2 separate regions of the Homo sapiens genome follow, and region 1 is linked to region 2. The links are chromatin contacts, found by Hi-C or POLR2A ChIA-PET in ENCODE. All regions are on one chromosome and are shown on one strand. The core of a region is the stretch at or near the end of the contact, and the rest is flanking DNA. Distances in the headings are between cores, read along the strand shown. Region 1 holds the start of KCND1 (potassium voltage-gated channel subfamily D member 1). Region 2 holds the start of PIM2 (Pim-2 proto-oncogene, serine/threonine kinase).

What was found. A loop is a pair of places that touch in the nucleus more often than their neighbours do. ChIA-PET counts read pairs that join two places held with the same protein, here RNA polymerase II (POLR2A). Pooled maps may share reads with other maps.
Region 1: a map of posterior vena cava shows a loop between it and region 2 (3-fold over the local background). The contact joins the promoter of KCND1 here to the promoter of PIM2 in region 2. A Hi-C loop is called at or near these places in 1 of 168 maps with a recorded cell type or tissue (posterior vena cava) and 5 of 50 pooled maps. POLR2A ChIA-PET finds 5 or more read pairs at or near these places in 5 of 52 experiments (BJ, H1, K562 and 2 more).

What each region holds. Positions count from the first base shown.
Region 1 is chrX:48,970,579-48,973,332 of GRCh38, reverse strand. It overlaps KCND1 (potassium voltage-gated channel subfamily D member 1), which reads left to right and starts at 1,489. Exons shown (of 6, transcript NM_004979.6): 1 at 1,489-2,754.
Region 2 is chrX:48,917,670-48,920,530 of GRCh38, reverse strand. PIM2 (Pim-2 proto-oncogene, serine/threonine kinase) reads left to right here and starts at 1,507. Exons shown (of 6, transcript NM_006875.4): 1 at 1,507-1,757; 2 at 1,886-1,995; 3 at 2,700-2,750. The coding sequence starts at 1,697. RefSeq lists an enhancer at 151-210 and silencers at 1,261-1,500, 1,591-1,730.

The DNA.
Region 1 (2,754 bases), core at 240-2,739, 53 kb before region 2:
ATAGTAGAGATGTAAATGGACAGATGGATAATAGGTCTATGGACAAATGGGTGGATGATTTAGGTAGACAGGTGGATGGATGGGTTTATGGACAGGTTAGGAGTAAATGGACCAATGGTTGGGGGAATGGATGGATGGGTAGATGAGCTAATGAATGGGAAGGGTAAAGAGTGGGAGAAGAAATGACAAGTGGAGCTATGTATGGACAGAGATGGGCAGAGGATGTCACCCTGCATGTGTTCCGGGTGGGAAGAGATGGGCAGAGGATGGATACATACAGATAGATTGGCAAACAGCCAAATGGGGTGAACTTACAAATGGATGAATGAGTGGGTGGGTAGATTAACGACTAAGTGGACGGGTGGGTGGAGGGATGGATAGAGGAATTGATTGTGTGGGTGGGAGAATGGGTGGATGGGTAGGTGGAGGAATGGATGTAGAAATGGACAAATCAGGAGTGTGCCAAATGGGCAATTGGAAGTTTACACGGGTGGGTAAATCTTGGGTGAAAGGCTAGGCCTGGCCCTGCATTACAGTGCCCCTGTCATCACACTCCTTTAATTAAGATTAAGCATCCCTGGTGTGAGCTGTGTCCAGTGCTATCACCTTTCACATCATGTAATGCTCCAAATGACGCTATCAAGTTGGGATAAGTCTCTCCATCTGACAACTGAGGAAACAATGCAAGTCACTTGCTCAAGGATGCAGCAAGTCAGTGGCAAAGCTGGGGTTTGAACCCACCCATAGCCAGCCAGAGGCATTCCATAATCAGTGCTCCTGCCATCCAGAAGCAGAGCCCTCTAGCGGAGGAGGTGTGATTTGAGGCCACTGGATATGGACAGATAAGAGAGACTACCCCCTCGGAGTGGGGCCTGCCTGAGATGGTAGGGGGGTGGGACCTGGATTGTCCCCCTCTACATTCCCTTTACCCTCATTTCATATCTAAAAACAGGAAGTCCCGTGCTCCAATCCCACAGCCGAAGTCTTAGAGCTGGGGCTGTAACCCATGCTGCGCCCCTCAAGGGGGCGGCTTCGGAAGCTTGGCCATCTAGAGAAACACTCCCCAGCAATTACCCCCGACTCCTGGCTCTCCTGCCTTTCCACAGTCTGGGGGGCAGGGAGGGGACAGCGCTGCATCATTCCCTGTGGCACTCCGCTCTGGGGCCATTAACAGACGCCTTCCCATCGATCGGATCTGCTAAGTGCTGCTGATTCAGGCGAGTGGGGGTGGGGGCCCCTGGGGGCAGAGCGGGTAGGAGCTGGGCAGGAAGAGAGGGGAGTCCAGGAAGGAGGTGGAGAGAATTGGCGAAGTTCCCTGCCACCCCCATTTTCCAGATGACGCGACTGAGGCCCAACCAGCTTTGTAGGAGGCGGAGTCTCCCCAGGGTCCCTCTCTGGCTGTCCTAGGGGAGGGGGCTCAGGGAGCCACGAGGCCCCTCCCTGCCTCTCCATCTCCCGGCAAGCTCAGAGGGGCGGGGAGAGAGAGCCAGAGGAGGAGGAGAACTCAGGCAGCTCTGCAGAGGGGGCCAGGAGCTCGGGTGTTTGGTACCCCCAGCCCCACCGCTGTTGCTGCTCCTGCAGCGGGGACACAGGTGAGGACGCCCCGAGAGAGAGGGGGAGGGGGACCACCACTAGCGCTGTCCTCATCCTTCCCTGGTCCAGCCCCCACGCCCTAACCCATCCTGGGATAGTCCCCAGGGGTCCCACTGGACCTTGCCCTTCCCAGGCCTCCTTCCAGGGACCCCGCACCCTCCCCCTGCCTATGCCACCTTCTCTCCTATGCCTGGCTGTGGTTGCTTCTCTTCCTCCTGCTGCCGCTGCTGCTACTGCCACTGCCCAGTACACACCGCCAGCCCCTCGGGGTGTGGTTTCCCCAGACCTGCCCCCAACGGTGGGACCCAGCCTTCTCCCGGCGTCTCCTGCCAGCTTCCTGCAAAGCCCAGGAGCCCCCCTCCCTGGAGACACACCCAACTCCCTTTCAACACCCCACCCCCCTCTTAATCCCATTTTGGGGTTAACCCCCTTCCTCTTATTTAGTCTTCATAGATCCCCTGGGTGCTCTGGGATTGTGCCCAACTTCCTAACATTTGAGTCCCGGCCCTTGGAATTCCCCAGGCCCCTTTTTCCTCCCTGTAGAACTCCTGAGAGTGTCGACCAGGCTTTGTTGGCCCGTCTAGATACCCACCTCCCCCAGATAACTCTCAGCCTCTCAAAAAATAACCCAGCCCCCTGTCTACCCCTTTAGATAACCCCTTCCCCTCTCCAGCCCTACTAGGAGGCTCTGGCCTCTCCTTTCTTCCCCAGAACTCCTGTAGAGTATAGACACCCCCCCGGGCTATTCTTGGCAACTCTAGGCAGTCCCAAGACACCTTTCAGCCTCTTTACAACCTCCTGGATCCACAGCCACCCCTCAAGATGCACCAGCTCCCTTTCCAGATCCATGAGGGGGGTCTAACCCTCTTATGCTTCCCCTAGAAGTCTTGAGGGTGTGGACAACCCTCCTCACCTGTCTCAGCCCCTCTAGAACCCCCACTTCCAGGCACTCTCAGTCTCTTTCAAGCACCTCTGGTCCCATTTCTACCCCTCTGGATGCCCCAGTCTCCTCTCCACCACTGCAAAGGAATTCCAGGCTCTTCTGCCTTCCCTGAGACTCTTGAGAGTGCAGAGAATTCCCCACGTGTTTCTTGGCCCCTCTAGACGCCCCCAGACACCTCTCAGGCACAGGCTGACTCCTTTAGAATCATCTCAGTCTCT
Region 2 (2,861 bases), core at 258-2,757:
AGTTTGTGTCTAAATCCAAGATGCGTGCATGCCTGCGTGGGTCTGTCTGTGACAGTGCATCTGTGGTTTCTGTCTGATGGGGTGGATGTCCGTTTGTGTTCCTGCAACAGATTCTGGGTAGCTATTTCTGGACAGTTTGTTCCATTGATAAACTGCATGTGTCATGGTGTATGTATGTCTGTGTCTGAACAGGTCTATCCATGTCTGTTTTTGTGACACTGCCACAAAATGTGATTCTATCACATCAGTACATGTCTGCCTTCAGAGCAGTGCATGTGTGTCCCTGGAGCATCTGTGCATCTTCCTGTGACAGACTCTGCGTCTCTCATTTCTGGGACAGTACAAGTCTTGCTGTGACAGTGCATATCTGATGGTGACAGTGTGTTTGTGACAAGTTCTGCCAGTGTGACGGGACATTTCTGTGTCATCACATGGCAAATGTAGGTCTGCGTGAGTGCCTTTCTGTAACAGTGTATCTCTGGGTGTCATTCTAGGACATAACTATTTTTCTGACAGTGTGCTTGCCTGAAAGTGTATGTCAGTCTCTGGCTGCATGTGTATCTAGGTCGTTTCTGTGAATGTGTCTGACAGTATGTGTTTGTGTATATCTTGGCATTCATGTGTCTTTGGAGTGCATTTTTCTTCCTGGGGTGTGGCGCCTTTTCTGGCTGTTTTTCACAAATTTGTGTCTGAGAGTTGCCACTTCTCTAGCAGCCTCTATCATGTCTCTCAGTCCTTGCCTCTCTCAACTCCAAGAGCAGCCCCATGCCACCACCACTCTGGGCTCACCCCCATCCCCCAAGAACCACCCCCTGCTGTTCTAGATTCTAGACTTGCTGACTGGGCCCAGGGCTCAGGGTTAAAAGCTCCAATAAACACTCACCAGGCAATGCTGCCTTTGACCAATGCACACCCGTGGCGTTGATGGTAGGGGTTCCCCCTCCCTGGCTACCAGATATTTCCAGGGCCCTGGCCTCAGCTTTCCAGTGAAGGCCGCCAGTCGCCTGGAGGACTCCGGTGAAGGAGTCCGACAAGCACCTTTCGAGACGGAGTCTTGGATAGCCACAAGCGCGAATTCTTAGAAGCCCGGCCTGGCGCTATCTCTGTGCTAATATCCAGGCAGCGGCGGCAAACCAACTTCCCAGGAAAGGATACTGCGCAGTTATTTTTTAAGTGTAAATACACACACACACCGCCACCACTACCAACAACAACCCCGCGCAACAACCAAAACAAGCGCGGTGCTGCAAAGGGATTCCCAGAACCGGTTTCCTCTTGGTGTGAGCCCCACCTCAAGCCCCCTCATTTACATGCAGGCCCCGCCTCCTCGGAAGAACCGAGCGTGTATTTGCATAAGGGGGCCCTTGAAACGATGAGGGTGGTATGCAAATAAGAACTGGCTCCGATTGGCTGTGGTACAGCAGGTGCCGCGTCCGGATTGATCAAAGCCAGGTGGGCGGGGCTGTCGCCCAGGGTGACTCTCCCGGGAGGCGCGTGCCCAGGCTCAGTAGCATTGGGGCTGGCGCGCGCGGCGAATCTCAACGCTGCGCCGTCTGCGGGCGCTTCCGGGCCACCAGTTTCTCTGCTTTCCACCCTGGCGCCCCCCAGCCCTGGCTCCCCAGCTGCGCTGCCCCGGGCGTCCACGCCCTGCGGGCTTAGCGGGTTCAGTGGGCTCAATCTGCGCAGCGCCACCTCCATGTTGACCAAGCCTCTACAGGGGCCTCCCGCGCCCCCCGGGACCCCCACGCCGCCGCCAGGTGAGTACATCCTCCCCTACTGCAACCAGACGGGGTGGGCTGGAATGATGGGTTGCAGCGCGGGGGGAGGGAGTCGTGGCTGGGCTCAGCACGCCGCCACCCTGACTTCCTCGCCTCCGCCTGCGTAGGAGGCAAGGATCGGGAAGCGTTCGAGGCCGAGTATCGACTCGGCCCCCTCCTGGGTAAGGGGGGCTTTGGCACCGTCTTCGCAGGACACCGCCTCACAGATCGACTCCAGGTATCCGTCATGAGGGTCTTGGGAGGGTCAGGTGCGTGTGGCGGGGGCGGGGGTCCTGGCCCTGGAATGCTGGTTGACCGAGGAGTGAGCCTGCAGAGTGTGTAGAGGACCAGGTGTGTGTGTGTGTGTGTCCGTGTCCGTGTCCGAGGAGTGAGCCTGCAGTGTGTGTAGAGGGCCAGGTGTGTGTGCGTGCGCGTGTGTGTGTCGGTCTAGGAGGTTATGGGCGGGGGGGGGGGGCAGGGGGCTTCAGATTCCGGAGTTCCTTGACCCCGGGGTCCAGGCTGTGTATGTGTGGGAAAGCAGGGACCTAGATGTGAGATTTGTGGGACTTTTGGAGGTAGGTGTCCAGTGTGGAGTCATGCGGACCAGGACCCTGGTACAGAGTTGGGGTGTCGTAGAGCTAAATAGGAAGATTGTGGGCCTGGGGTATCAGGAAATCTAGAACTCAGGACTTGGAGTGATGAGTCCTGATGCCTGAGAACGGAGAGCCCAGGGCTAAGGAAGGTGGGAGAGATAAACTTGGTTCCGAGGACCTGGAGGGCAGGGGAGACGCCCTGGTACGCGTTCTGTGGGGTGCTGTGGTTGGGGACCAGAAAGACTAGAGTGCTGGTAGATGGAGGAATACTGGAGGTAGGCAGAAGGTCTAGACTGGGAGGGGTCTGGGGATCACCTGCTGGCCTCCTTATCACGGCCTTCTTCTCCAGGTGGCCATCAAAGTGATTCCCCGGAATCGTGTGCTGGGCTGGTCCCCCTTGGTGAGTACCTTCGGAGCCCTTCCTAACCTACCTACTCCATCACTGATGTATTCACCTCCTTGCTTTTCCAGGGGATGTATGACTCCCTGGGCCCTGTAACAGTGAGAATAC